2 separate regions of the Mus musculus genome follow, and region 2 is linked to region 1. The links are chromatin loops, found by intact Hi-C in ENCODE. Cell type or tissue: heart. All regions are shown on one strand. Links, peaks and the distances in the headings refer to the core of each region. The heading gives the core; the rest is flanking DNA. Region 1 holds the start of Zfp91 (zinc finger protein 91). Region 2 holds the start of Fam111a (family with sequence similarity 111, member A).

Evidence for each region. Hi-C counts contacts between places; a loop is a spot of excess contacts. Peaks named below come from ENCODE experiments on the same cell type or tissue, not always from the same donor. Only the 100,000 strongest peaks of a DNase experiment are listed, where the experiment ranks them.
Region 2: a loop joins it to region 1, with 2.2 times the contacts of the local background. A loop is called at or near these places in 8 of 42 quality-filtered maps.

What each region holds. Positions count from the first base shown.
Region 1 is chr19:12,786,643-12,802,256 of GRCm38, forward strand. It overlaps Zfp91 (zinc finger protein 91), which reads right to left and starts at 9,481. Exons shown (of 11, transcript NM_053009.3): 1 at 8,342-9,481; 2 at 3,618-3,646. The coding sequence starts at 8,691. Lpxn (leupaxin) reads left to right here and starts at 11,937. Exons shown (of 9, transcript NM_134152.4): 1 at 11,937-12,037. The coding sequence starts at 12,025. Gm44505 (predicted readthrough transcript (NMD candidate), 44505) reads right to left here and starts at 9,481. Exons shown (of 13, transcript NR_024093.1): 1 at 8,342-9,481; 2 at 3,618-3,646. In heart, for the core only: CTCF peaks have their summits at 8,216 (motif pointing right), 9,230 and 10,699; DNase peaks (open chromatin) are centred at 8,169, 8,999, 9,589, 10,099 and 1 weaker place; H3K4me3 peaks cover 4,583 bases; H3K27ac peaks cover 3,258 bases.
Region 2 is chr19:12,565,480-12,581,093 of GRCm38, forward strand. Fam111a (family with sequence similarity 111, member A) reads left to right here and starts at 8,046. Exons shown (of 4, transcript NM_026640.2): 1 at 8,046-8,101; 2 at 11,611-11,691. It also overlaps the pseudogene Gm16274. In heart, for the core only: no CTCF peak of the experiment used is centred there; DNase peaks (open chromatin) are centred at 7,892, 8,872 and 9,842; H3K4me3 peaks cover 1,860 bases; H3K27ac peaks cover 1,402 bases.

The DNA of each region.
Region 1 (15,614 bases), core at 5,199-13,198:
CTAGGTTTGGGGACATTGGGGAGGGGGGGGGCCAGAATGATCGTATTCTTTTGTATATTTTATGAAATTCTCAATAAAATTATTTTTTAAGAGCAGAATAAGGACACTAGCAATGAAACAGACGATAATGAACAGCTTGTGAAAGCATTAACATTGGAGGTGTAAAAAAATCTACAAAGGCAGAGAATTCTAGTGATGAATTATACTATATTGTAAATGTTATATAACTGAGATCTTATTATTCTTGTAGTGGTCCTTTCCCTTTTACAAAGCTACCCTAGGTTGTCACGTAATGATGCTTGTCTAGCTTCCATCTACAAGCAAGAGAACCTATAACTAAGTAACAGCTGCTATATATGCCAGATGGCCCTGTTCAAAGTTATCTGATTTCACAAATGCCCAATGAGTCCCAAAGAACAATTACTCATCCAACTCAGAAAAATATCAAATCATTTATTTTTAAGACACTAAATTTAGTGTGGTTTCTTATGTAATGCAATACACCAATTTTAAATTATCTTACGTCTCAGTGGGGAAAGGAGCTCTAAAATCACATCCAACTCACTGATACACTCTTCAAATTCCAAGAGGACAGATGGAATTAAAAACATATCAGAATTAATGAAGGTTTTAGAGTGTTCAGGGGACTTGTTAAACTGGATACATACATATTTTGTTAAGCTAGCTTTTAAAAATCTCTAAAATGACTATGAAGGAATAAAAGTGGCTTAATCACAAAGCCAAAGGAACACACAAACAGCCAATGCAGCCACATTTCAACAACATTTTATGGGACTAAATCCAGACAGTGATAAAAGACTCAGAAAGCCAAATAAGGCAGTAAAGCAAATAAGAAACCCGTTTTAAAGCACCCCAGAGAGGTTAAATAATTGGAGTTACACTGCCATTTCTCAAAATCAGAGTGTAGGGGAAGAAAGAAAAGAACATGTTTTCAAAGTAGTTTGACATTGTTCTGTTTAGGTACATGCCTATAACCCCAGCACCTGGGAGTAGGAGATGGGAGGATTTTGTTTTATTTTTAGGCTAGTTTGGGCAAAAACGGAAGAGATTATCTCAAAGAAGTTTTGATCATAGAGATCCCATGTGTTTTTATTATTTATGAGAAATAAAACACCCCCCACAGCAAGATATGCAAGACGCTGTCTAATTAAAGACAATGAACTGTTTTTCGGAAAAGCCACATCCACGTCACTTTTTTTTTTAAATTAGGACAAGGTCTAAAACTAAACAATGCCAGCTGGGTTCAAACCAACATTCTCCTGCCTGCTGGGACTACTGTGTACGCCACTAGGTTTGCATCAAACTCCTATCTTCAGAAGCTTCCTGCCCCACATTATTCTTGAGAGAAAATAAAGACCAATTCATTCACACACTTCTACTTTGCATTTTAGTAGTTTAGGGAAAAAAAAGAAAATAAAAGGAAAACCAATGAGAGTCCTGTTTTTAACCTACAACTAAAACAAAAAGTAAAATAAGAGTATACAGTACTTAAGAATATCTAGTAATTGTCCTTGTATGCCAATTAAAAGACTGAGACTAGTAGTTTCTGGGTAGCTTTAGGACAGTAAACATTAAATATTAAGGTGTGATTGAATATTTGAAACTTCGCTTTACCTGCAGGAAGTCCAGGGCTAAGTTGGCTAACCACTAATAACCAGTGATTAAATCAACCATTTCACTCAGTAAAGCTTCCAGAAAAATTCAAAAAGCCTGGACTGAGTGAACACAGGTTCCTGGAAGGTGGTCCATCATGGCAGAAAGGGTATGGATGCTCTTTACCTTTTCAGCTGATACTCCTTGCCCTATGCATCTAAATCCTTTCATATTTCCTTTATATTCTGTTTTTCATGTCCTATGAACCACTCTAGCAAATTTGTTGGTCCAATGTAGAAAACGGTATTGGTAGAAAGCACTAGTAGAAAAACCAGGGACTTGAAATTGGCAATGGAAGTGGTTAACAATTCTGTGGGAGCGACTTGTGAAATAGGATGATACTACCCCCAGGTAGGTGATACTGGAACTGGGTATCAAACTTTTTGTTAAAGGCTGTGGGTATTAAATTTAGGTTCTGTTGTTCTTGGTTGCTGGAGACAAGGTTTTACATTTGTAGCTGAGGCTGGACTGGAATTTAGTGGTAATCCTTCTAAGACATCTGAATGCTTGGATTTACAAGTATACGCCATATGCCCACCTAGAAACACTAAACAAAACCCCCATGGTTATAAATACTGATAACACAATGAAATTGTCAACTCAAACTATTATCAAGAAGAATGATTAAGTGTAAGGACCTAGGAAAAAAAGAATGCTGCACTTCTGATGGAAATGTGAATTAGCATGCCAATTTGAAAAATAGGGAGTTCCTCCCTCAAAAGACTAAATACAGTAGAGGAAAATAAATTGTTACACTACAAGCTACCAAGTTTGGGAGATGAATTGGTTATTTCTTTGTCATAGTCCTTCTTCAAGCTTCTTTCTCTGATTCTTGGAATGTAAAGCGAAATACTGTGTAATTTTTGGATGGCAAGGTTCTTATGTTACTACTTATATAGATAGCAACAGATAATACAATAAAGAAAAGGAAGTTTAGAAAGCGTTAAAAAGGCAAAGTTATGAACAGAGTCATATAAACAAACCTTTTTTCAACAGCACAGTAACCCATCATGCTAGCAATTCCAGATTAAACAACTCAAGCAAAAATCATCTCCATAAGTAGTCCAAAATTTTCTTTTAGAAAACTCTTTTCAGATCTGATAGAAACCAACTTCTTAAATCAAAAACAAAAGCAAACAAAACTTCTTTTAGTAAAAACTACTGTAGTTCTCATTACCAAGCTACATTTTCCCTGGGTAGTAAGATCTCCAAAGTGACTTCTGAATAAGGAACAGACCTTCCACATATGGCAGATATTAACACCTTCCAAACAGTAACAAGAACCTTGCTAGACAAAACAAACAAACAAACAAAACCAAAACAACCCCCCAAAGATACCTATCATGTCTCTATCTAATACTTTTACCTGGTATTTGAGATATTAGCTTTACATTCCAAGAATCAGAGAAAAGAAACTCAAGGAAGAAATTTGACAAAAGTCACCAATTCAAGTTATTGATTCCTAATCACACTGCCATTCTTTCAAATATAAACCAAAGTTTTAGATGTGATTTAAACAATTGCAAAGCATACTTCATAAAGAAAACTTCATTTAAGTTACAGAAATATAAAATGTCATATATTTATATGCACAAATATAACATGAATACAGGCACTAAACTATTCAAGTTAAAATCTTAGCACACTTTGCGCACTCTTCTAACTACTAGTTCACCAGTTATTTGTCTACACTTTACTATTATTACATACAATTTTTGTTACTTCTTTTAAAACTCAGACTGGCCTTTAAATTAGAACCTATTACTGATTTTCTAAATTCGAAGGCACTGTATTGTTCAAATCTGCTTGCTGTCCTCTAAATAGATTCCAACTTCTCCAATAGGCCTACTCCATCAAGTCCCCTCTGAATGGAGGACACTGAATAATCAGGCTTAGGTGCAGCGCCCTTTCTGTTAGACTACAGAACAATCAATGGATCTTACCTTTATCAGTTGTTAGTTTTTCTATACACCTGAAAGAAAAAAAAAGTCATGTTAAATGAATAATTTTGTACATTTCCTTTAAGCACAAGTATTTATTTTAGATTCATCTCCAGAATAATAAAGAAAGCATCTATAATATGTTGTTCAAAGCAAAGCCTAACTTTCAGTAGTGGTAGAAATACCCTATCTATACTATCCCCATGTGGTTGCTGATCACTTGAAATAGCTACTGTAACCAAGGAACTCAAATTTTTTAATGTTGATTAACGTAAACTTACAGAGTGGCCACCATAAACAACAGTAAAGAAACAGAATTATCTTCTGAAATAGTTGCTTTTAAACATAAAAAAAAGGAAAATGTTGCTAATTTTATTAAAAGTGGTTATGAAAGAAAATGAATGTGCTTATTTTATACAAGTATAGTAAGAAAGACTGAAATGACATCTGAGACATGCTACCAAGTAGGTATAGTAAAATGCCAGTAACTCTCACTCACTGCTGAATAATGAGGTTTTGTTACACCACTTCCTTTACTTTGTATTTATTGAACAATCTCCCTAAAAAGATTCAATGAATTTTAAGAGTCCTCAAAATTGATCACCAAATCCAATAAACCTCTAAAAAGGCAATCTATACATATCTGAAATAAATGTTACTTATAGCTTACAAATTAAATACAAGTAAAAAGCTCAAAGTTATAAGCCTTAAAAAACAGAGATCCCTACGACTTTAATTTGGGATGGCTTCTATCACATGTAACTGGTAGATAAAGTATTATATATTCCATATCCCTTTCCCAAACTCAGAAGTAAACTGGCTTCCTATTTTTAATCATAAAGATATCAACATAGTGTATAGCAGCAGAAAGACTGCAAATAAACTTAACTAAAAGATGTTTTATGAGAGAACAGCTGTGATTTTTACCTCAATTTAAAAAGCTTAGTACTATGATGACTTTATTCTGTTAGAAACTTCCCAACTGACCCAAGCCAATTGTGAACCACCTTCACTTTAGGAAATGGAGCACTAAAAACATACTTGCTGGATGCCTGAAATGTTTTTTGAAATCATTCAATGTTTCTACTACCATCCCGACTGCCCTAGGATCCCAACCACTTAGGATTCCAGTGCTGTGCAACCGCAGCCTTCTAGAAACAAAGAGCTGTGTTTGTCAATTCAGAATATTCACCACTTCATCCATACTTCTCCACAACCCTTCAAGGGAAACACCAAGAAATGCCACCTACAGGTTTATTACTACTTTTGATGAAAACAACCACCCCACAAAGAACCCTAAACTCCATATATCAGAGATTAAAACACTTTTCTTCATGTGTCACTCAACTGATCCTAAAGACTTTTAAAAATATTCAAATCTAAGTAGTTTAAAAAGACTTTCCAACAACTACATTTTAAGACTTACTTGTTGAGTTTAAAATCTGGAATGCAGATATCTGCTTTTATACCACAGAATAAAGTGAATAAAGACATTTTGCCTCCTATGCTAGTCTTAATTTGATTTTGCTGTATGCACATGGATATTTTAATTTATTAAAAAATGGAGCCAGGCAGTGGTGGAGCACGCCTTTAATCCTAGCACTTGGGAGGCAGAGGCAAGCGGATTTCTGAGTTTGAGGCCAGCCTGCTCTACAGAGTGAGTTCCAGGACAGCCAGGGCTATACAGAGAATCTCTGTCTCGGGGTGGGGTGGGGGAGTGGAAAAGCCAGGCATGGTGGTACATGCCTTTAATCAAAGCACTTGAGAGACTGAGGACAAGTGACAGAAGATATGTCGATTAGGAGGACAGTTTGGTTTCATACAAAATTCTAGGCAAGGACTACACAGTGAGACCCTGTCTTCAAAGAAAGAAATAAACATAAAATCCAATTCAACCAAACACACCAAAAAAAAAAAAAAAAACCCAAAAACTGTAAGAAACAAGCCAAAGGGGAAAAAATTATATCCTCAACCTTCAAACTATTATACCTCCCGTTTCTTGAAGCATATCCACAAGTGAAATGAGGATCATAACTAAAATACGGCAAACAATGAGCTAATTTTTGAATAGCACAAACTTCATATAAATTGGATCTATCTTCTTAACTACTAGCTATTTAGGTCTTTGTGTATAATGCATCTAACATTTAACTTGATGCCTTTCTTCTGAATACATTTTCTGTAATTTTTATTTTCCTGAATTCATATTATGTATTCTCAAGTCTCAAAAATGTCAAGTTGTTATAGAGTCAATTAAAGTATAACCTGTTATTCAGCTGTAAAGCTCTTGCCACAAACTCAAAATTCAAAAGAGGAAATAGCTCTAAAGATGCTAGTGACTTGCTGCTCATGGTCATAAGCCAATGAGCAGTATAAGCAGAGACATCAAATTTTCAGCCTGAACATCAAGTTCAAGCTTTACTTTACTATATAACATGTCTTCCATTAATAACACAAATTTTAGTTAATCCAAATTATGTTTTTGATATTTTAAATGATTTTATGTATTTGGCTATTTCTTTAACTGAAAGAAAAATATAGGTTATTAGGTTATAAGAATTTTGTAGGCAAAAAAGCAGGGATAGGGAAAGTGAGTGAAAAGTTAACCAGGGAGGGAAAAGGATCTGAAAAGAACAAATTTATTATAATAATTTAATAATGCATTAAATTTCTCATCTCCCTTTTAAATGTCATTTTATTTGGAAGAGATTAATCAAGGTCAGAGTTCAGTAAACTGACACTCAAAACTGCATGTCTCAAAGGATAAATAGAATATGAATTTAAAAAATGTGTTGTCAAAGAACATCTGCAAACCAAATGAGTACTAATCAATGTTTCCTTCAAGGTCCTTGAAGACAAGGCCAGATCTAATTCAGCCTTCTACACCCTAGAGGAGTAACAGTACTAGCCCTAGTTACTTTTCAAACAACGACTGCAAAGCTGGAATGTATGTGTTGACATCTCTCTGATTTGTGGGCCACTGAATAAGTGAAATGTGCAAGAAAAACAATGAAAGTTAATTTTTAAGAATCTGATAAAATGGTATAATTGTAAATACATGAGCAAGGGATAAGTCTGAAAGCAAACGGAGGTAGAGATCACCATAACTATAGTACTAGACGAAAAGGAACATTAAGACTGCTTCTTCCTCTTCACAAGAAAAACAGTGATCAAAAGACTAATCCAAGTAATCATATTCATCCAAAATCAACTGTTTCTACCATTGCATTATAAGACTCAAGGTCCATTAGCACTTCCTACGATGTAGGGAAAAGTTAAACACTATTCTAGGTATAATTTCACTTGATTCAGATGTACTTAACTCTCAAGTGGCAGGTTTATGTAAGGTAATATAAAACCACAACACTACAAAATATATACAAAAACACCACTATAAAGTACTCCTGCCTCTGTTAGGCTATCACTCCTCAAAATAACAAGTTGAATTTATTATTTTAGTGTGTAAGACATTGTGTGGTTTATTTAACACACACAAACTCAGGCCATAGAGGTAATTCCCCATATAACTGTGTACAGAGGACACATAGGTTAAAAGATTTTGCCTAAGGAATTTATGCCCAATTAAGATTAATGGTTTACATATTTTCAAGTTTGTGAGATTAAATACATTAAGATTTTTGTAAAAATGTACATACAGCAGTTACAACTTTCAATTCAGCTTAAAAATTTGTAAGGACAGTTTTACTCTCCACAGAACTATAGTTCCCAAGTTTTCTTAAAGAAGTTAACTTCCTTAAGTCACATTCAAAACCCGGGAAAACACTTGTAGCAAAATATGATACACTTGGATTTTATTCCTGAAGTGTCTCATGCAACTGTTCTAAGTCATAGATTTAATTCTGGAGCAAGCTTGTTTTTAAGCTTTAAAAATTTTCTAGGTCTAAGGTAAGCCAAGCCCTTGCACTGTCTCTACTGGAAGGTTGAAGGTTATCTGAAACCGAAATTCCTGTTCTTTGATTTTCTGTCTTTTTCTTACTTGTAAATCAAGTGACATAATACTCTTAAACAGTGAATAACTAATCTGATTAAAACGTGTAACTTATAAACTCATGTACTTAATTATTCTTAAGCATTACTCTAATGAGCAATTTAAAATATTTTTGCTCCTGGCCATCTGTTAAGGGCCTCTAATTAGTTCAAAGTAGTAATTCAGATCAATGTAATTTTAAGAATAAGTACCTACGTTAAAATATCCGCATAAAGAAAAAGTTTATATACTAGTAAAAAGAACTACACATCTAGTTTAGTTGTAGAAAATACTTGTAATTTGCACAACGGTGTTTTCCTCTGACGACCAGACTATTTAGAAGGGCGAGGAAGGCTACTTTCTAAGTGGCTCGAATGCTAAGTTAAGAACAGGTAAAAACACTCTTCAGGGCTAGTATGGTGCGGCTGATTTCCTAACGGGGATGTGATGTAACACTGGAAGCGATAGGCTGACAAAGGGGGTGCAGAAGCCAGAGTGAGGACCGAGCAGGCGGGAGGCAGAGGGCGTGCAGCCTGCACTGGGCGACTTCGGGCGTGGGCTGGCGGCCACAGGCAGTGAAGCAGCCGGAGCCCGGCCGCCAGCGGCGTGACATCTGGCGTGCCGAGCCGGCAGGGGGCAGAGCAAGCAGGGTGTCACGTGGAGCGGGCGCTACGGGAGCCGGGAGGGGAGAGAGAACTAGAGGGGGGTCTTCCCCAACGCTTCAAAGACTGTTACTCACTGGAGTCGCGGACTCTTCTTGCCCTGAGCAGGAGACGGGGGCTTCGCGGCCGCGGGCTGATGCCCTGGGCCGTCGGGAGGCCTGTTGCTGGGGCTGCTCCTCCGCCGGCGGGGATACTCGGCCTTTCTCCGGCGGGACACAGCGGCAGCGGCGGCGGCGGCGGCCGCAGCGGTCCGGCCGCGGTCCCGACCTCCCCTCAGCACGCGGCTGCTCGCGGTCTCTGCAGGCGCCGCCGGCGCCGCCGCCGCGCCGGGCCGGAGCTCCTCCGAAGCCGCGTCGGCCGCCGCTGCTGGGCCCCCTTCCTGGTCCTGCTGCTCCGGGGATCGCGGCTCCTCCGTCTCCCCCGGCATCGGGGCTCGTCCGTCCCCCACCCCTGCGTCCCAGGCGGTGGAGGCGGCGGCGCCCGCGGCGCAGCTCCCCCCGCCCCCCTCGGCTCCCGGAGCGTCCGGCTCCCTCACTCCGGAGCGCCTCTCTCCCCCCCGCCCCTCCGCCCGTTCCGAGGGCGCCCCCCCCCACCCGCCCCCTGCCACTCAAGCCAGCGACCGCCGGCGGCGCGCACGCGCGCACCCGGACGGACACGCAGCGGGCCAATCGGAGGGGAGGATCGGCCCCCCTGGCCCGGCCCCTCGCGGTCTCACACGCAGCAGCGCACTCGGTGCCCTCCCCCACCCCTTCCTCCAACCAATCAGGAAACGGCTCCGAGGGAGAGCGCGAGGTTTCCTTGCCCGCGCGCCCGTTCTCACCGTTAAACGGCTGCGTCTCGCGACAATCCCAAAGTGACCTTTCTCCCCCCCCACTTTGGAGTTCGGCTCAAGCTAGGGGCGGTGGGAGGGGCAGGGCTGGCGAGGGCGGAGGCGAGGACAAAACGCACCGTTCTCAGCCGCGCGCGCACCCCCCTGCCGGCTGCGCGCGCACCTGCCTCCCGGAGGCGCCGCTGTCCCCTCAAGGGTTCTTACTAGCCTAAGAAGTAGCCTGGACGTTATCCCGCCTCCACCCAGACCCCCACCTTCCTGCTCTGGCCTTTCTGTCCCCAGCGCCGCCAGCTCTCGAGGGGAGAAGTGGTAAATTATTTGAGTTGCAGCTTCTCCTTTAAGAAAAAAAAGGCCCTGTCCGTTGCCGGATGAAAGTCTCTGAAAAAATGGCGGCGATAGGATAGAGGCGGGGCCGAGGGGACAGCGCGGGATAGTCGTGAGGCGCACGCGCAGGGCCAACTTCGCCGAGGGCACTCTGGGAGACGTAGTCCTATTTACTCTGCGCTTCCAGAGAAATCATGGGAAACTAGAGGCAGAGGGAAGGCTGGGAGCGTCTATCTGAGGTCTGAGATTACGTTTTAGCGAGGCATTGCTTCCGGGTTAGGTCGCGACGCCTGCGTACAACTGGCAAAAATATTGAGCCAATTACAGGCTAGGGGTCCCTGGGAGAGAATCCTACTTCTTTTAATCTTTTTTTGTGTAAGTGCTCCGAAGTGCCCTCGTCATAGTCTTTACTTACTTCGGTCTGGTCATTTGACGCCTCCTCTGCGACCTGTTAGCTACGCTCCTTTTTATTCCTCCATCTTGTGTTGAGCCTCTCACTTGTGAAGCCCAGGAGGTTAGGGACTCGTTCTGCGTCTGTCAACTTAATTTTAATAAAACGTGTAGGACGAAGTGTAAAGTTGTTTCCTGGTAGGGATGGGGCGCCACGGAATTGCCGTTGGCTGTGGTGCTGGAGCTGGAGAGCCGGTTAGCGTGACTCACTGATTTTTTTGTGGATAAGTTAGCTGTCGCTCACGTTCTCCACCCCGAGGCTGAATGCCTTTGCGGTCTGTAGATGTTTCTGCGGCACAGGAAACACAGTCATAATAGCAGCTCTGACTAGCGTTTACAGCTAAGTACCTTCCTGATGGGGAAAGGGGGCTTTCCAATCGTTCAAACCGCAACTGGTGGTAATGCAGCCTCTTATACGTTTGTATGCATTTCTTTCCCTCTTAAACATTGTTTGCATTCCTTGGGTTGCCTTTTACACATTGCAACCAGGAAACGACTTTCAAGGAGACTCCTTACACTTCGAAGATGCAAACGTCTTAAGTTAAAATCTACACAACAGTATGGAAAGATACAAAGTTTGGAAATCTGATTCAGAATTTTATATTAGCCATTAAATTTTAGACTTTTAAAGAAGTTCATTTTTCTTTCTTCTTTTCCTCCCAGCATCTGGCTCATTTGCCACACAGATAAGGCAAATGTTTTATAGTCTACCGAGTTTTGCGCTTTCAAAGGATTAGTGTCCTTTTCAGTTCTAAAACCCGACGGTATCAGTAGGAATGAATTTTCTAGCGCTGTTTGCAATGAGCACGTTTGGAACAGCACTGACATCCAATGGCTGCTTAAAGTAATACAAAAAGCGAGCCTCTTAAAAAAGGTTTTAGTAAAATGAATGACTTGTTCCTTTTAAAAGATGATCATTACAAAACTATCCCTTTATTCTATTCTTCTAGCCAGTTATTACTCCCTATTCCTGTTAGTCTCTTGGTAAACACTGGGACAAAACCCACTTCACAGGGCCATACTTATAGTTCTTTATATACTGCCTTTTCTAGGCAATTTTCTGTTAAATGCGTTTGTTGTTTGTTTGTTTCCTTTTGAGATGAACAAAGGCACAATAAGATAAAAATCTACCTCTCTCACCTTTTTGGAGAAATTGTGAACTGAGCAGGAATTGTAATTCAGATTCTGGAAGCTTAGTACCCAGTATCTTAAATCTTCTCAATTGATTCTTCCTTATTCTGTAGACGTTTGAATGTTGAATAACTGGATAAACCAGGATCAGAGAATTCAAAAGTGAACCCACTTCTCTTCAACTTTAAAGAATCTATAATCTGGGCCAGTGAGATTGCTTAGCAGATAAAGGCACTTTGCTGAAAAGTCTGATGAATTTCATCTGTGGGACCCCAGTGGTACAAGGAGAGCGCTTTCTTACTCTTACAACTTATGAATGCCTACATGAGCACACACACACACACAATTATTAAAACGTCTGTTTTAAAAAATCACAGTTTGTATGGGAAGTGAGGTCAGCTGTACTAAGTAAGTACAAATAGTGAAATGAAGTTGATGCTATTTAATCAGAAATTTTAAGAAAGGACCTGTACTTCCATGGTCTTCTAGTTTTATAGGAAAAGGAGGAGGAAGAGAAGGAAAGAAAAGGAAGGAGACAGAAAATAGCCTGCAGTGGGCAATGGGAAACTTAAACTTGGAAAACTCTTTAAGTATAAGCCTAAAATTTCTATGTGTGTTCAAGATAAGCCCTTGAATACAGTAGGTGTTTAAATTAAAAAAAGAATTAACTTTCAATTTTTATAGCCACCTTGGCCAATGTAGCATCAAAACTTCAATCTTGCACAACCTGCCTTTTTCTGTTAGCACAATTAAAACAACAAACAAACATATAAAACCCCCCCCCAAAAAAAAAACAAACCAAAAAACAAAACAAAACAAAACAAAAAAAAAACCCTGAGCTACTAGAAAAGAAAAAGTATTCAGCAAATCAAAAGTGAGGAAGTGCTAAGCAAATACAGGAACCAAAAGGGGTCACAGAGGCTGCTTCGCACTGTCTCATTCAGTTCCGTTGTGGTCCTCTTCTTCACCACATGCCAACAAAGTTCTTCACAATCTTCGAGACTAGAGCATCGCAGGTATAGGACAATGGAAGAGCTGGGTGAGTGAAGGGGCCTTTGGAGAAGATGCTCTAAGGAAGTGGGGGCCTGGCTGCCATCCATCCCCATCTGTAATGATGAAGTGTGGTCTAGTCAAACTGAGGATAGGACTGAAAGATTTTTGTTTTCACTTCTGTCCTCAATTCAAACAAGAGTGAGGCAGGAGGAACTATCATTGTTGGGGGAGCTATGGGGTTGCTGTTTGCAGCGGCACAGTTGGCAGAGCGTTGAGACCAGACAGCCAAAGAAACAGAAGGAATTGTAATTGAAAGTGCCTTTTCCCTTGGCAGCTACTGGAGGTCATAGGGCAGCTCTACAGCTTGGAGATATGATACTGGAAGAAAAAAAAAAAAGGATGGGAAAGGAAGAAGACATTAAATGAAGGAAGGGAAGGAGAGAAGAAAGAAAAGGAAACCAGGAGAAAGGGAGGATAGTGCAAGGACAGTGAAATGACCGAGCAGTGTAAAGGGTCTGTAGAGATTGCAAAAGGGCCAGAGTGCTTTCATTTCTCTGTAGTTTACTGTTAGACTACAGGTAGACCATCACTGTAGTAGGTTTTGTTGCTTTTTATTTAGAGAAATCTTGAAGGAGCAGATTGCTTCTCAAGAAAAACAGTCCATCCTTTCACTCTGAGGTAATGAAAACGTCAGTAGAAGTGCCGCTGGGCTACTGTGTCCAGAGAAACCTAGGTCAAAAAGCCTGGAGCTGTAAAGTCTGTCTCCTTGGGGCTCATTTCATATACCTTGGCAACTTTTTATCATCTACATACCTCCCTGTCTGCCTGCCTGCCCATCTGTCCTTCCATCCATCCATCCATCCATCCATCCATCCATCCATCCATCTATCTGTATCACCTATTTATTTTTGTTATCGCTACACAAAGTTACTTTTACCCACTTTTCAAGCTGTATTAATTCCACATTGTGTTTGTAGCTATGCAAAAACTTCCAACAATAATAAGATGCAAAGCTTGTACATTGTCATTAAAAATAATTATTGGGGTTGTGTTTTAAGAACTGGAGAAACAGAGGAACAAAGAAGAGAATAGAAATTATTGAGGGAAAAAAGGGTGTTTTAAATAAATCCTTAACTGTTTTGTCAGTAAAATGTAGTTCAATATTGTGGTTAATGCTGTATCTTGGACTTTGGTATAGAATCCAGATTCTTTTCTATATAATATTGATTATTTATTCTTTGAGAATTTGATGAATGCATATCCTGTGTGGGTATTGGAGGAAATTTGCATTTCTTCATCGAGTTTTACCATTTTTTTTCAGGTAGGATCTTAGTTTTGCTTTATTTTATAGGTCACACACATCAAATTCTCAAAGAATAAGTAACCAATATTATATAAAAAAGAATTGGGTTCTATATCAAAGTCCAAAATACAGCCTTAATCACAATATCAAAGTACATTCTACATTTAATTCAATATTAGTTCAAAAAGTTAAAGGGCAATTAATATTGGGAAAACTTAAAATCTGTAAATAAGTTTAGTGTTTGCAGCAGTTTTCTGAAATAGGTATTATTGTTTTTCTTTAAATAATGAAAACCCAAAATATCTTGTTCACTCTCAGGAGCACCTGACACTAAGTACAATTAAATGGTAATGTTACAGGTTGTTCTTTTATATTAGAAGTGTATTTGTTCTGGTGGCCAGTGTAGTAATACATTTTAAAAAAATGTATAGTTTAAAGAATTTCTGAGTAGCATAGTTGTTAAGGAAATCTTTTTCAGAAATGTAGAAAATAAGCAACTTTGGAAGCTGACTGTAGATAATCCAATTTGCTACAGGTTAATAAACTGCTAGTAGTTACCCCTCAATGGTCTCTTCAAATTGTAACAATTTGCATGGAATGTAGTGTTGCTTGCCTTCAATCCTTATGCTCCAGAGGTGGAAGCAGGAGGATCAAAAACTAATGGTTATTTTTGTTTGTATGGAAAATTTGAGGCCAGCCTAGGCTATCTATGTACGATCCTATCTTTAAAAAGTCAGACATGGAAGGCAGAAGCAGATAGATCTCTATGAATTGAGGCCAGTCTGGTTTATGTTACATAGCAAGTTGTAGCCCAACAAGGGCTATGTACTGAGGCCCTGTCTCAAAAACCAAAATGAAACAAAAGGCAGGTAGTGTCTGCCAGGCACAGTAGTTTGTACCCACGATCCCAGCCAGCACTTGAGACTAGGTTGAATGACTGGCCACAGTGTAAGGTCAGCCTGGGCTACCTTGTTAGTTCCAGGTCAGCTTGGGCTAGAATGAGACCCTGCCTTAACAAACAGCAACAGGACTAAAATCCAAACCCAAGACTTGGGGTGGATTTCTCTTTCTACTTGTGTAGAAATTTTATCAAGGACAGGCTGGCTCAAGTGGGCAAATATTTCCTTTATGCAATACTGCCTTGGATGTTAGTAGCATGTATTCACCTAGAAGGTTTTACCTAAATCTTCTCAATTTAGGGATGAGATGACTCTAACACATGGAGACGCCCAGAGACTTCACTGCCAGTAATCTCATATTTGTCACACCAAAATTAGTCATCTAATTTAAATTTTAGAGTCTGCATGAAGCCAAAGGAGTAGCTTCAGGAGCTGGTGAAATATGTGTTCATTGGAAACAGGAAGTGAAAGTCCTGGTAACTCGTGAGCAGAAAGGAGAGTTATAATAGATTTGGTGAGCTGATGCTTCCGAGGATAACTTCACATCCTCTGCTCAGTGATACTCCTGTCCCATCATGTTTAATATACATGAGTTCTCTTGGTCCAGGAAGGACTCTCATTTCTGATTGGAGTGAAGCTTAGAAAACAGAAAAGAGAATGGTTGCATTCTAACATGCAAAGTGTTGGAATTCTGAAATTCAGAGTTGAGGCTGGCTAATTAGAGTCTGAGATAAAACATTGGCTTTGTTGTTCTGTTTTATTTACTCTAAAACATTCCCAAGATCTTTTATTGTGGAGAATTAAAATATATACAGAATGGGAGATAACAGTTTAATGACTTTGATTGCACCCTTTGTATCAGTTTCAATAATCATTAGCTCTTGACAGTCTTATTTCATATGCTTATATTTTTCCATTAATCTATTGTTTTTAAGAAACTTCAATGATTACATTTCTTATCTGTACATAATTCAGTCTTAATCTACTACAAACAACCATACTAACAGTATCTGACCCACAATAGCTAATAACCTTAATGGCGTTTCCTCAATATCATGAAATAACATTATTACATCTAAGATTATCTGACATCATTTTAATGTTAATATTTTCAAGTTTCTGAGATATTAGTACTTAATATTACTGACTATATACAGTGTTAAATATTCTTTTAAAAATTTAACTTATCTTGTTATGCTTATGAAACTCATGATGAACACTGAATCTGAATTTGGAAAAGGATTTATTTTGCACTTGCCTGTAAATTTTTGATCACACATTCACAAAAATCTCAAACAAATGCTATCGGCAATCTTGTCTGGTTTATTTTTTACATTAAAGTTAATAATCTAAATTGAAATTAGTTATATGTCTCTTTGTTCTCTCTTAATATATATGTACCCCTTCTGCCTGTCTTTCTT
Region 2 (15,614 bases), core at 3,437-11,436, 220 kb before region 1:
CATTTGCCTAAGAATTTCATAAATTCATTGTTTTTTTAGTTTTTTTTTTGTTTGTTTTTCGAGACAGGGTTTCTCTGTGTAGCCCCAGCTGTCCTGGAACTCACTTTGTAGACCAGGCTGGCCTCGAACTCAGAAGTCCACCTGCCTCTGCCTCCCAAGTGCTGGGATCAAAGGTGTGCGCCACCACGCCCGGCAAATTCATTGTTTTTAATAGTATAAATGTAACACATTTTCTGTATCCATTCCTCTGTTGAGGGACATCTGGGTTCTTTCCAGTTTCTAGCTATTATAAATAAGGCTGCTATGAACATAGTGGAGCATGTGTCCTTATTACATGTTGGGGCATCTTCTGGATATATGCCCGGGAGTGGTATTGCTGGATCTTCCAGTTCTCTCAGCATGAAAATTTCCTCAAGCCCCAGAAATAAAATGGATCTTTGCCAGCAGAGAAGGGCACCTAACTAATTGGGCCTAAGGGGAAACAAGGTCACTAGGTCACGGGTGGATTGACTTTTTACAGAAAGAGCAGTTTGTAGTGTTGAGCACAGCCAACCAACCACCAGCCAGAGCAAAAGGATATAGGTGGCTTCCAGTACCCCACCCTCATCCAATATCCCTGCACTTGCCCTCTACTCCTTACTCTTTCTTGCAAGACCAACCACTTTAAATAATGGGTCAGAGTCAGCTCTACCTTCCAGGTTTCTCTATCTGGAGTTAGAATTAGCTCTACAGGGGACAAGGATCCTAGAACATATGACTGGATAGGGCTTTGAAAAGGCCCTTTTAGGGATTTTAACCTGGAACCTGCTACTGTCCAGCTTTGAATTGGCCACTTGGGAAAGAGCCTACTTAGGGTGGAGGGTGGAAGTGAACCCCAGTTGCCCCTACATCAAGGCCAGCTTGGGCAAGCCAAAACTCCTGGTTATGCAGTTCCATCTGTTGTGGCAAAGGGGCAAATGAGGCTTGCTGAGTTCGTGGGAAGATGGGAGTTAGGACACTCAGGTCATTTCTTAGGAGGCAAAAAACCCTGTAGGGTCTGGTGACCTACCAAATGTCCTTATTACAAGTCCATGTTCCAGATGTTCATCAGTTTACTTAGTTCTTACTTGTTACTGTTTCAGATAGTATGTTTTTTTCTTTAATGAACTGTTAATTTAATGTAGGTGTGATTGTTCAATACATAACCAATTTAAAAAAAAAAGAATAAAACTGCCGGAGGAGGTTTCAGAGTATGCACAAGGAGTCAGTGTTGAGTCAGGAAAATCTACGTGTCACAGGAGATGGAAAGAGCAAGGCTACTATGGTTATAATGTTAAATTAGTATTTACAGACACACTTTAAGAAAGCATTGCTGGTTGCCAGGCGTGGTGGCGCATGCCTTTAATCCCAGCACTTGGGAGACAGGGGCAGGCAGATTTCTGAGTTCGAGGCCAGCCTGGTCTACAAAGTGAGTTCTAGGACAACCAGGGCTACACAGAGAAACCCTGTCTCAAAGCAAGCAAACAAACAAACAAACCAAAACCCAAAACAAACAAAAACAAAAACCAAGAAAGCATTCTAAATTTTGAGTTATTCCTTACATCAAATGGAGCTGTGGCCTGCCCTTCTTACTGCTCCTGGGGACTAGCTGATAAAGCAGGTGGCTCAGCTTTCTGTATGGCACCACAGGCCTTGCTGTTGTGCGTTATACAGAGGAACCGTTTGACTGAGTTCTTCTCTCTCACTTCCCCTTCAGCTCTGGCCTTGCTAGCCCCTGAACACCAAGTTAGTAAGGAGCTTATCCACCAACCATAATGTAAATTCTTCTTGGCAGAGCTCCAGGAGTCAGGCTTTGAACCAAATTCCTACCAGAAACTCTCTCGGATTGCTAACTTCCACAGCTGCTGTGGAAAGCATGTCCTATCCGGACTTTTGCTTTATGTGTAACTCTCTGTCCTGATGTACCCATGCTCACAGCTTGGAATGGAGAGAATAGCCATATGCATATATTAGTAAAGGTTTTTTTTGCAGTTGAAGAGTTGAAAAACACATCCTGCTTACCCTGATCCAAAAATCTGGACCCCATTTGAGATAGAGGTGAGGGATGATAAACATGCATGAAACAGGCAGGAAAACAGCCAGTAAACCTTGGAAACAAAAGAAGTTTGAAACAAGTATAAAAAAAGAAATCAAGAAAGCTGATCCAAAATGATAATTAGAAACCCAAAATGATAATTAAGTTTACTAATTGGGGGTTTTGTTTGAAGAGTATTTTTATTGGTATCTTTAAAGCAAATTATCCTGTTTAGTAGTGCTGAATACCACTACAAAAACAAACACCATTTGAGGATGGGAGAAATACCTGTATTCAATACCTCTGTATTAAACCATGCTGGGGCATGACATCAGATATAGTATTCTCGTGGACTCAAAAACATTTCAAAAAACACATAAGCAATAAATGAATAGTGTAGGTATATGCTATTCTGTAGCACATTTTAAGTGCTTTTCATATCAATAGACTTGCATAGTTTGTTCAGTTCCAACGGAAGCTATTATTAGTCCTCCATTACATATAAAAAAATTGAAATTGCATGTAGGTTAGTCTTTTGTTCAACATCACAGAACTCTGTTATATGTGCAGCTGGAGCCATGGGTCCCTTTCAAATTACTCTTTGGTTGGTGGTTTAGTCTCTGGGAGCTCTGGGGAAGGGCTTGGGAATAGGAGAGTGGTATTGTTGAGTGTTTTCTAAGATGCTGTCCTGCTTTTAAAATGTGTTTCCAGTGGTCACTCTCTATGAAGGAACAAAACCTGCCATCCTTCCTCAGAGTCCCTGATGAGTTCTCCCTTGAAGCCACAGACAACAGTTTGTTCCCCTCTTTGTGAATTTTCTACATTTCAGAACCCTTTTCTTTTTCTTCCAAACTTGCATGAATATAAAATTGGACACAATTGGTAGATGCTTGGTCCTGGGGTTCAAACAATCGTTTATTTTCCTCTGTTTTACTTTTACATTGACTAAATGCAATGACTATGTAGCTGCCATCTAGAAAACAGCAGAGGGGCATGGCATGATTTGTGTATCCTTCAATTTCTTCTTTGCCACACCAGCATTTCTTTGCCCTATTGACTTTCTATCTTGTCTTTGGCAGGACTGAGAGTGTTGAGTTGTGCATATAAGCTACTTGTCCCATGAATGTACTCCCCATGAATGAGCACATATTTCATGTTTTTGTGTGTGTGTGTGTTTCCTATGGTTCACACCAAAGGTATTTTTCATATTTGGGGGAGGAGTCTGATCTTGCCAAGTTTTCTCAGGTGAAAGTGGTCTTTTGGCCTTTGGTGTTGGTTATATCCTTTGGCATTTTAAAATTAAATTACTTTATATATGTACATTTCAAAAGTTGTCCCTCTTCCTGGTTCCCTCTCCCCAAGTCCTTCATCCCATCCTCCCAGCCTCTCAGAGGGTGCCTCCCACCTGCCCACCCCCTATCTCACCCCTACCAGCATCCCTCTTCCCTGAGGCATCAAGTTTCCACAGGACTAAGGGCATCCTCTCCTAATGAGGCCATACAAGGCAGTCCTCTTTGACATATGTGCCCAGGGAAATGAACCAGTCCATGTATGCTCCATGGTTTTGGGGTTAGTCTCTGGGAGCTCTGAGGGGTCTGGGTTAGTTGACACTGTTATTCTTCCCATGGTGTTGCCATCTCCTTCAGCACCCTCAATCCTTTCTCCAACTCTTCCATATTGGCGTCTGATCTCAATTCAATGGTTGGCTGAAAGCATCTGCATTTGTCTCAATCAGTTGCTGGTAGAGCCTTTTAGAGTGTAGCCATGCCAGGCTCTTGTCTGCACACACAACATGGCCTCAGTAATAGTGTCAGGACTTGGGCTACATGCATAGGATGGATCCCATGTTGGTCTGATCACTGGGTGGCCTTTCCTTCAGTGTCTGCTCCATTTTTGTCCCTGTATTTCCTTTAGACAGGAACAATTCTGGGTTAAAATTTTGAAGATGGATGCCCTTGTCTCAAATGGGGGGCCATGTATATTTACTAGAGATCTCTTTCACTTCCATTTCCCCATTGTCCCCATTTTTGTTTAGATAAACTCAGTTGATATTTTATCTTCTGTCCTTGCATCTATAGTAAACTGTTAGTTCCCTTTTTATGACTTTTGGTTAGTGGCTTTACAACCTCTTGGAATGTGTTCTAAGTTGTAGATGTATTCTTGCTATCTCATAAGCAATTAACTCATGAGTCTTGAAGACTGGCAGAGTTCTCACTGCAGTTTTGACATCAGAGAGAACTTAATAACAGTCCTATTATAAAATATCTTAATAATTACTAATATTATTTCAAGAATTCTTATATAATCATCATTAATAATTAAGACCTACATAGCATCACTATAAGATTACTACATCTTTGTTTTTCTGCAAAGTTCTGCTCAAAAGGGTGGGCTAACACCTAGGGATTGTTATATATATTTAATAATAATAGTAAAATCATATTAATAGCAGGAATTTTTCCTAAAATGTAATATTCTTGGTCTTGCCTAGAGAAGCAAATCCATCAATAACTTTAACAGTTCATGGTGGAACCAATTGAGGAAGATCACCTGCTAGTTTTAGCTCCTCTTTGATGACTCCTGGTAGACTATACATTCTTTCGTAAGTTTCCATCATCTCCCATTTTTATAGAACTTTATCTTAAGAACCAGGAAAGAGGGAAATGAGAGGACATAAGTCAAGGTCTGTAAGGAGGAAAGTCTCAATGAAAACAAAAAGTGTTGACCGTTATTGTTTATAGTCTGCTTTAAAAGAACCTAGAGTCATCAGGAGATGGGTCTCTGTGCATGCATGTGGGTTTCTTAATTACATAAATTTTGGTAAGAAACAGCCTAGACATGCTGGCAATATTCCCTAGGTTAAACCCTGTATTGTTTATGTTGATGGGGGGAGAGGGGGGCTGAGCATGCCTGAACTGCTCTCTACTATTCACTGCAGATGCAACATCACTCTCTCCAGGTTCTGCTGCTGAGACTTCCTGCCCATGAGGGGTTATAGCAATCTGTGAGTCAAACAAACCTTTCTGATTTTAAGTTGCTTCTGTTGGGGTATTTCACTAAAGCAATAGAAAAAGGAAACGAAGACAGAATCTGTCTTAGTTTCTCTAAAAGACTCATTTTCTCTAAGTCATATCCATCATGAGAAGGATGCCAACAGTCAACGGGTTTGCACATCAGCAAAGTCACTAGCTAGTCATGCAATTAGCAAAGTGGGAGCTTGGTTAAAAATTAAGGCTGTCATCATTTGTAATGACAGTAACATTCTCCGTTAAACAGAAAGAAGAATGCAAAGCAATATAAATCTTCTCTGTCCAGGCAGAGTCTCTCAAAATGCATCCCTGCAGTTTAGATTTCGTCAGAAACACCCTTATTGCAAACATGGGAATATGGTAATAGACCTCCATACATTTAAATATTTCTGGATAAATATAGAATTCTTTAAAAAGGATGTTTTTTCCCTTTTTGAAGTATTATACAGTTCACTTTGGTCTCAAATTCACAATCTTCTATTCTGTACCCTGTGATGATGGGATCACAGCATTGTGCCACTGTTTCTGCCTGATGAACTGAAAGTGAAAGACGTGTCACATGTGTTCCTCAAGCCTGCTGTTACAGGGTAGGAGAGAAATAAACTCATCTCCACTTGTCATGGATTTTCTAGCTATTTTGATGCCTTGCTTTCTAAAACCTGGACACACACACACAAGAAAAAAAAAAGAAAATGTTTTGACATTGCACCTCAAATGCATGGCATTTATCTGCAGTTTTGATATAATAAAAAACATTTTAGTTTCAGAGGACACAATCATTTGCCATGACAGAGCCTAAGAGTATTAGGCTCTGAATATCTCACACTACCACGATCAATTTAAAAATAACAGGAATTACAAATCATTTGGTCATTAATATCTCTCAATATCAATGGACTCAATTTCCCAATAAAAAGACACAAGCTAGCAAAATGGACGTGAAAACAAGATCCATCATTCTGCTGCATATAATAAGTAAATATACTCTGACATCAAAGACAGACATTACTTCATAGTAAAGGGCTAGAAAAAGATTTTCCAAGCAAATGGACCCAAGAAGCAATCTGGTATAGGCAGTCTAATTGCTATTGAAATAAGGAAGGTGGGTGTGTTTAAAACGTAAACAGTCTTCAGATGGCTCCCATTTGACTCTCTGTATGAGTTACATAATATCATGAAGAAACTATCCAGGAGTGAATATTGTACAAATTCCCTTCTTAGCAGACAATGTTTTTAAAATCATCTCACTTCTTCTGAACATAAAATATACCCTAGAAAGAACCACGCCACAGCTGTGCTAGCACATGCATGTGAAAATCATCTGGTAGGCCACAGGAAGTCTTGAGTTTTGTCACAAATGTGTAAAATCTAGTCTAGAGGGAGACTGTGGGACTGAGTAATGATGTAAACTGACTTACATTGTTAAAAACCATTCTAGAATCTATGTGAACTACAAACTCTGGGGTGTGGTAGATGTGGAAAAGAGCATATAGCTAGATATATGTTTTAGGTTTTCAGAGATGTTTGGGTTCTCCAAGGTGGTAGCAATAGTTGTAATCTGCTCAGTCTCTGTGAGCTGCTATGGAAACAGGTTAGTTGATTCTGTGGGTTTTCTTGTGGTATGCTTGACCCCTCTGACTCCTACCATCTTCCTCCCTTTCTTCTGCAGGATTGCCCAAGCTCTTCCTAATGTTTGGCTGTGGGTTTCTGCATCTGTGTTTCCATTCATTGCTGGGTAAAGCCTTTCTGCTAATGATTATGTTAGGCGTCTGTCTGCAAGTATGAATGAATATCTTTAGTAGTGTCAGGGGTTGGCTTCCTCACATGATATGGGTCTCAAGATGGACCAGTCATCCCTGGCCACCTCCACAATTTCTGCACCACTTTTCCCCAGACTATCTTGTAGGCAGGACAATTTGTAGGTAGAATGCTTTGTGGCTGGGTTAGTGTCCCAAACTGTTCATTGGAAATCTTGTCCAGTTATAGAAGATTACTGGTTCAGGCTCTGTATCCCCCATTGCTGGGGTCACCCTTATAGATTCCTGGGACTTTCCACTGCCCTAGTTCTTTAGCCATGCCCTAAGCATCCTCCTTCTTGCCCCATAACAGTTGTGTCTCCCAGTAATCTCTTCCCACTCCCTGCCTGGCTCCCTCCCTCCTCTTCCTCCTTTTTAATCACAGCTCATATTTCTGGAGTGGACACTCTCTTTATGAGTAGAAAATATTTACTCCCAATGATGCACATCTGGAAAAAAATCAATTTATTAGGTCATCGAGATGACTCAGCATCTGCTGCCAAGTCTGACTGAGTTTGATCCACTAGACTCACATGGTAGGAAAGAGCCTGAATTCCTGAAAGTTGTGACATGTGGCATACACACACATACACATATTACACACAAATAATAAATTTAATACATTTTTGAAAAATGAGTCTTTGACAAGGATTTGCAGCTTCTTTCTGATTTGTTCAAGTACTGAAGCTGGTCTGCTGTGGGGATGTTACCCCCTAGAAAGGCCCTGAGTCCTCCAGCCTTCCTCCTCCTAGCTCATTCTCTTCCTGCCTGCAGCCAGAAAGCATGTCACTAACCTGCTGCCCTGGTCTCTCTTGCTATTTGGAAGAAAATCCCTGGACCTGCCTGAAACCAGGAGGGAACCCAGATCTAGTCCTGGCTCCTCAGCTTCCCACTGAGTCCAGTTAGCATACCTCATTTGACTAGGCTCTAAAAGGAGATCCCTGGAGAGTAGAGGACCACACCCACTCGATTGGCGGGCTTCCTTGACTAGGCGGCCCTTAGAGACCAGGGCGGATGCACACTGCGCTTGCTCTGGTCCAGTCCCGCGCTCTGAATGCAGCCAATGGACTGAAGCACAGCTGGTTGCTGTTCAGAGAAAGGACCAATCCGCAGTCTCTCCACCCTCTGAACAAAGACGTCAAATGACAGTCTGGTTCTGTTTTTTCTAAAAGACCCGGGATTCCAGCGGCTGGAGCGAAGCTGCCATAGAGTGGAAAGATCCAGTAAGTAAAAAGCCACTTTAAGATTAATTTCTTCATGTCAGAATGTGGTGTGCAGCAAATATTCACCAATATATTTAGCAAGTCTATTTCATCTTGGAATAAAAATACACAAGTGACAAATACTGATTTCTTTCTCAGGCTTGCCTAGCAGGTGGAGTGGAAGCTATCCATATTCGAATAGGTGGTTACTACATTAACCTGATTTGTCTGCTGTTTCCATCAACATAACCCAGTATGTTCTGCTGAGGACTAGAAAATACCAGTCATCTTTAGTGTTCTTTAAGGGCACTGTGACGGTTTCCTCCCAAAAGCAGACTTAATGCTAGATGTTGGGTTCAAGTGTAGCTGGTCCTAGCTGTGAGCCAGGGAAGGTGGCAGGTCCATAAACAAACTGTGCTACTCTGAAATGAAGAGTGGGTGAAATCTCAGGCACACTGGTGGCATGGGGGAACTTCTAGCGCTGGAAAGCCCTTGGGACAGAGGCAGAAGGGCTAACCCATCTGAAGGACCCAGGGAGCCCAGGGTTGTTTTCAGCATTCTAGCCTCAGCGTGCTGGTATTGATGATGTGGTAGTGTAGGAAGAGGCAGGCTTAGATCAGCTCTGGTCTTTGCCTCTGGAAAGCCTTTCTGAGAGAAAAGTAAGTAGGCAAGAATGTGCACATGGCTAGCCAGAAAATAAGCGCCTTTAAGAGAGGGGGAAGTGAAGGTGGGGGAGGGAGACAAGGGGCTGGAGAGGAAGTTATTAGGCAATAGGGAGGGACGGATGTGGCTCAGAAGCCAGAAAGAGGCTTAAAGGGGCTTGGTGGGGCAGGGCGTTATTCAGAAATAGGGAGAGTGAGAAAGGCCAGGGGAAAGAAAAAGGGGGCAAGAGAAAGGGGAAGAAGATGGAGAAAGCAATTCCAGGAAACTGTTAGGGAGACCGAGGATGGGACTTGGTACAGGCCATATTGGTTTATTGCTCTACTAAAGAAAGATAGTACATGTAAGTACTTTGTCTTCTCAAATTATAATGTGGTATACTCGGAGGAATTTGTATTCACATCATTCTAACTGAAAAAGCAAGGAGGAGTGGAGGCAGGAGGGGATCATATGCCGGGCATGGTGGCGCACACCTTTCATCCCAGCACTGGGGAGGCAGAGGCAGGCAGATTTTTGAGTTTGAGGCCAGCCTGGTCTACAAAGTGAGTTTCAGGATCCCCAGAGCTATACAGAGAAACCCTGTCTCGAAAAACAAACAAACAAACAAACAAACAAACAAACAAACGAAGGAGGGGATCATACAATGAACTTCCAAATACCTATCATATAGCAAATAATTCTGTATTAGAGGATATTTCCACCATTTTTTTTTGAGACAAAGTCTCATTTAACTCAGGCTGGCTGTGGACATTTTAACCTGATCCTCCTCCACATTCTAATAAAATATGACCCAGCATGAATACCGAAAATCGTTTGTGTGGGGGTAGATATGGAATGATTCAGAATTGTTTAAGCATGTGCCTGTGAACTGCCAAATTCATATTTCTTTCTGTTAGCTTTTATATTTTACAATATGAACCATCAACAGACAGGGAACCTCACATTGTTTTTCTGGTTGAACAGAAATTTCTGCCCACCAAGATCAGCTAGTCCAGACCAGTTCCTCAAGTACTCATGCACTATCATTTTCTTAAGTCCAAGGCGTGTCCCTGTGGGTAAATATTGGCCTCAATCCCAGCACTAGCAGGAATATTCTCTGAGTAATCGTTCACAGATGGCCGTTCAATTTTCACAGCAGATGAGGATGACTCTGCCCCTCCTTTTAGGGTGAGGAAGAGGCAGAAAGTAGCCAGTAGCCGGGCGGTGGTGGCCCAAGCCTTTAAAATCCCAGCACTCGGGAGGCAGAGGCAGGCAGATTTCTGAGTTCGAGGCCAGCCTGGTCTACAAAGTGAGTTCCAGGACAGCCAGGGCTATACAGAGAAACCCTGTCTCAAAAACCAAAAACCAAAAAAAAAAAAAAAAAAAAAAGAAAGAAAAAGAAAGGAAGGAGCCAGCCAGTAAGCCCAGGTCCCTGCAGCTCCAACATGGCTGCCTAAGCTAAGCCCGTACTCTTGGCATTCACCCTGCTGTGCAAATTCTCATAGGATGTCCCTGCCATATTTTTAGTTGCTTCTGCTTTTCACAAACACAGAACTAGTTCAGGGGGGCTAGTAGACATCCTTCCTAGCTCCTTAGCAGCAGTTACTGGTAGAAATCTAGGACTCAGGTGCTACAATGGAGGGGTTAAGATCATGGACACAGGCTTTACATGGCTCCCACCGGGTATGTGCTTCAATTACACATAGAGAAAAGAAGCAAGCCGTGGGTGGCTGTCCGCAGACAACCTTTCTGTTTTCGTCTGATCACTTTCTACATGGATGGAAACACGACTAAAATGCATAATTAAGTTGGGTGTGCTGTGCTCACTTTCGTCCCAACTCTGAGGAGGGTGAGACAGGAGGGTGGCCAGTTTGAGGTCATCTTGGCCTACAAAACAAGACATGTTTTAAAGGAAAAAAAAAAAATAAAGGTGATGTCTGTATCTTAGTTGCATTTTGATGTGAATAAATTGGCACTGCAATTGTACAAAAAGACAATCCTAACTTGTTGAGTGTGACTTTCATCTACTAGTTAAAAACACACTACAGGGTTTCATATGTGGCCCAGCTGTTAGAGCGATCACCTTTTATTCACAAAGCCCTGGATTTGAATCTCTGTACCGCTTATGGCAGATGTGATAGTACATATCTATAATCCAGACTGTTGAAAAGTGGAGGCAGGAGGATCAGGAGTTCAAAAGTCCATAGCCAGCCTGAGTTATATGAGACATTGTCTCAGAAAAAACAAGAACATATATTTTCGCTCGCGCGCGCGTGCGCACATGTGTGTGTGTGTGTGTGTGTGTGTGTGTGTGTGTGTGTATGAGAAAAAACTTACAAAGAAAAATTATTTGGTATATGATAGGTATTTGGAATTTCATTATATGGTCGTCTCCTGTTTCCACCTCCTTCTTGTCTTTTCGTTAGAAAATAATGTAAATATAAATTCTCCAAGATATCCTCACTGGAGTTTTGTGATTTTTGAATAGAAGTTTGAGCTCTGTAGAATGAACTGAAACTTTTAAAGCAAGGTTCCGAGAACTATGTGATGGAGCTTATGGAAACTTATCAGTTCACTGCCTACAGCACTCATTCCTTGACTGTGTCTTCTGATGGTGACCTACTGAAGAAGCACAAGCTTGCTCTCCTTTGTGGCATATGGTCTAGTGGTTCTTAGCACCGGAAGGGCCTCAAAGGCAGGAAACAGAGTTGGCAACAGTCCCCTCTCCCACTGTTAGTGGTGTCAGTATGTCATTTAAACCATTTTTTCCTCTTTTGCTTAGACAGCAGGGAGAAGTGCCATTTCAAACAAAGGACCTAAAGCAGTAACTAAGTTGGATAAACTTTCCATATTACTTTTTGATGTTTCTTACCAATTTCTTTTGTTTTCAGACCACTACTCAGTTCTCTTCATGCCTGTTTGCCTGGCCTTATCATCTCCATTTTAAACCAACAGCAGATATTAACATCAGTGTAAGTAGAAAATAATTTTGAGTTTCCAAGCTGCAAACCCTTTGTAGGGTATCTGCATCTGAATTCTCCATTTATTTCCATCTGTGGGTTTGGATGCACCATCTCCCTTGACAAGAATACCCTTTTCCCAAAACAAAATCTATATAGAACCTGCTTTCTGTGGCAGTGGTGGGGGTTAGATAAAACAGATGATTTGTATTTGGTATATATAGTGTTTGGTACAGTGCAAGACATGTTCATGGGACACGTGATGCTCTGTTCTTCTTATTTGAGCGATTATCTTGGCAGATAAATTATCTGCTTGCACTGTTAAAGTCCCGAGACAAGCAAGGCAGAGATGAAGGGGAATGATAGGACCTAGGACCCACCCAGTTCATCTCCCCTGGCCGGTGTTTCAGGTCTTACTTTTTATTTATTTTAATTAATTAAATACACAACTAGCTAATTAATTTTACATAGGTTCCCAATCCTGCTCCTCTCCCAGTCCTTCCTTACCTCCTCTACCTTCAATTCCCCATCTACCTCTCCTCCTTTTCTCTTCAGAATAAGGTAAGCCTACCTTGGATATCAACCAACCTAACATATCAAGTTGTAGTACAACTAGCGCATCTTCTCCTACTGAGGCTACACAAGCCAGCCCAATAGGAGGAAAGGGTCCCAAAGGCAGACAGCAGAGTCAGAGACAGCACCTGCTATCACTGTTAGGAGTCTGACATGAAGAGCAAGCTACATAACTGTAACATATATGCTGAGAAGCCTAGGGCTGTCCCATGAATGCTCTCTGATTGACGGTTCATTCTCTGAGCCCCTACAAAGCCAGTTGATTCTGTAGTGTGCTTGACCCTTTTGGCTTCTACAGTCCTTCCCCCTGCCTCTTCCAGAGGATTCCCCTATATCCACCTAACGCTTGACTGTGAGTCTCTGCATCTGTTTCTATCAGTTGCTGGATGAAGCCTCCCTGATGATGATTATGTTAGGCTCCTGTCTGCAAGTATAGCAGAATATCATTAGCAGTGTCAAGGGTGGACTCCTTCTATGGCATGGGTCTCAAGCTGAACTAGTCATTGGTTGGCCAGTCCCTCAAATTCTGCCCCTATTTTACCCCAGAATATCTCTGAGGCAGGACAAATTGTAGGTTGAATGTTTTGTGACTGTGTTGGGGTCCCAGTTGTTACACTGAAAGCCTTCCATGGTCACAGGGGATGGCTAGTTCAGACTTCATATCCCCCATTGCTAGGAGTCTTCACTAGGGTCACCCTCATAGATTCCAGGGAGGTTCGATTGCCCTACATTTCTAGTTAGTTGCACAGTTCCACTTCCGATTCTAATTCTCTCTCCCAGTACTCCCTTTCTCTGTCCTTCCCTGACCTGACTGATCCTTCCTGGTTCTGTTCCCATTAGATTCCATCCAATACTCCATTATGTAAATGTAGTATATTTTATCTATCTTTTCAGTTGAGTGACATCTAGGTTGTTTCCAGTTTCTGGTTAGTATGAATAAAGCTGTTATGAACATATTTAAACAAGTGTCTTTGTAGTATGGTGGTATGTCCTTTAGTATATGTCTAGGAGTGGTATAGCTGGATATTAAGGTATAAAGTTTATTCCCAATTTTCTGAGAAACTGCCAAATTGATTTCCAAAGTGGTTGTACTCATCTGAACTCTCTCCAGCAATGGAGGAATTTTGCCTTCTTCTACATCCTCTCCAGCATGAGCTGTCACTTGAATTTCTGATCTTAGGCATTCTGAGCATTCTGACAGGGATAAGATGGAATCTCAGAGTTGCTTTGATTTGCATTTGCCTGATGACTAAAGATGTTGAACATTTCTTTAAGTGCTTCTTAGCCATTAGAGAGATTCCTATATCAAGAATTCCCTGAAGCCAGGTGTGGTGGCGTGCACCTTTAATCCGAGCACTCGGGAGGCAGAGGCAGGCGGATTTGTGAGTTCGAGGCCAGCCTGGTCTACAAACTAAGTTCCAGGACAACCAGGACTATACAGAGAAACCCTGTCTCGAAAAACAAAACAAAAAAGGAATTCCCTGTTGAGATCTAGATGTACCCCATTTTTCATTTGGATTATTTGCTTTGTTGTTGTCTACTTTCTTGAGTTCTTTATATATTTTGGATGATAATCCTCTGTCAGACATGGGGTTGGTGGAGATCTTTTTCCAGTCTATAGGCTGCTGTTTTGTTCTCTTTACAATATCCTTTGCCTTACAGAAGCTTTTCAGTTTCATAAGGGTCCCATTTATTAATTGTTGGCCTAGTGGCTACACAATTAGTTTTCTCTTTTGCCAATGCATTTAAGGATATTCCTCACTCTCTTCTATAAGTTTTATTGTACTATGTTTTTGTTGAGTTCTTTGATCCGTGTAGACTTGAGTTTTGTGTAGAGTGATAGATATTGCTCTATTTGTATTCGTCTACATGCAGGCATTCAGTTAGACCAGCACCATTTGCTGAAAATGCTTTCTTTTATACATTGTATAATTTTGGCTTTTTGGGGGGGGGGATCAAAAATCCTGAGTTCATAGGTATATGGATTTACTTCTATATGTTCAACTTGAGTCCATTGATCAACCACTTTTTTATGCCAATACACATTTATGCAGATTTTATTACTATTGCTTGGAATCAGGGTTGGCGATACCTCCAGAAGTTCTTTTATTTTACAGGATTGTTTTATCTATCCTTGTTTGTTTTTTGTTTGTTTGTTTGTTTTTTGTTTTTTTTTCCATATGTAGTTGGGTATTGATTTTCAAGGTCTATAAGGAACTGTGTTCAAAATTTTATGGGCATTACCTTGAATCTGTAGAAAGATTTTATGACTGCCATTTTTACTGTTACTCCTATAGATCTATGTACATAGGAGATCTTTCCATCTACTAATATCTTCTTCAGTTTCTTTCTTCAGAGGTGTGAATTTCTTCTCATACAGGTCTTTAACTTGTTTTGTTAGCGTCACAACAACATACTTTACATTATTCGTGACTATTGTAAAGAGTATCATTTCTTTAATGTCTTTCTTGGTTTATCATTTATATAATGTAAGGGTACTGTTTTACTTTTTGTTGTTGTTTTTGTTGTTAAATCTGTATTCAGATACTTTGATGAAGGTGTTTATCACATGTAGGAGCTCCTGGTAGACTTTTTTGGGTTGCTTATATGAACTATCATATCTACAAAAGAGATATGTTGATACTTCTTCCTTTTGAATTCATATCTCCTTGATTTCCATTAGTTGTCTTATTTCTCTAGAGAAAAATTCAAGCACTATGTTGAGTAGATAGAAAGAGTGAGCAGCCTTGTCTTGTAACTGATTTTAGTGGAATTGTTTTTCTCTTCATTCCATTTGAGGTTGGCTATAGGCTTGCTGTATATGCCTTTATTATGTTTAAGTATGTGCCTTGTATCCTTGGTCTCTCCAAGACTTTTATGATGGTGTGTTGGATTTTGTCAAAGGCCTTTTTCAGAATATAATGAGATGAGCATGTTTTTTTTTTTTTTTATATAGTGGATTACAATGACAGATTTTCATATGTTGAACCATTCCTGCATCTCTTGGATGAAACCTACTAGATCATGATGTGTGATGTTTTTTGATGTGCTCTTGGATGCAGTTTTCATGTGTGCTGTTGAATATTTTTGCATTAATGTTCATGAGGGAATTTGGTTTGAAATCCTCTTTCTTTTTTTTAAAATATTTTTTATTAGGTATTTTCCTCATTTACATTTCCAATGCTATCCCAAAACTCCCCGATACCCTCCCCCCCACACTCCCCTACCCACCCACTCCCACTTTTTGGCCCTGGCATTCCCCTGTACTGGGGCATATAAAGTTTGCAAGTTCAATGGGCCTCTCTTTCCAGTGATGGCCGACTAGGCCATCTTTTGATACATATGCAGCTAGAGTCAAGAGC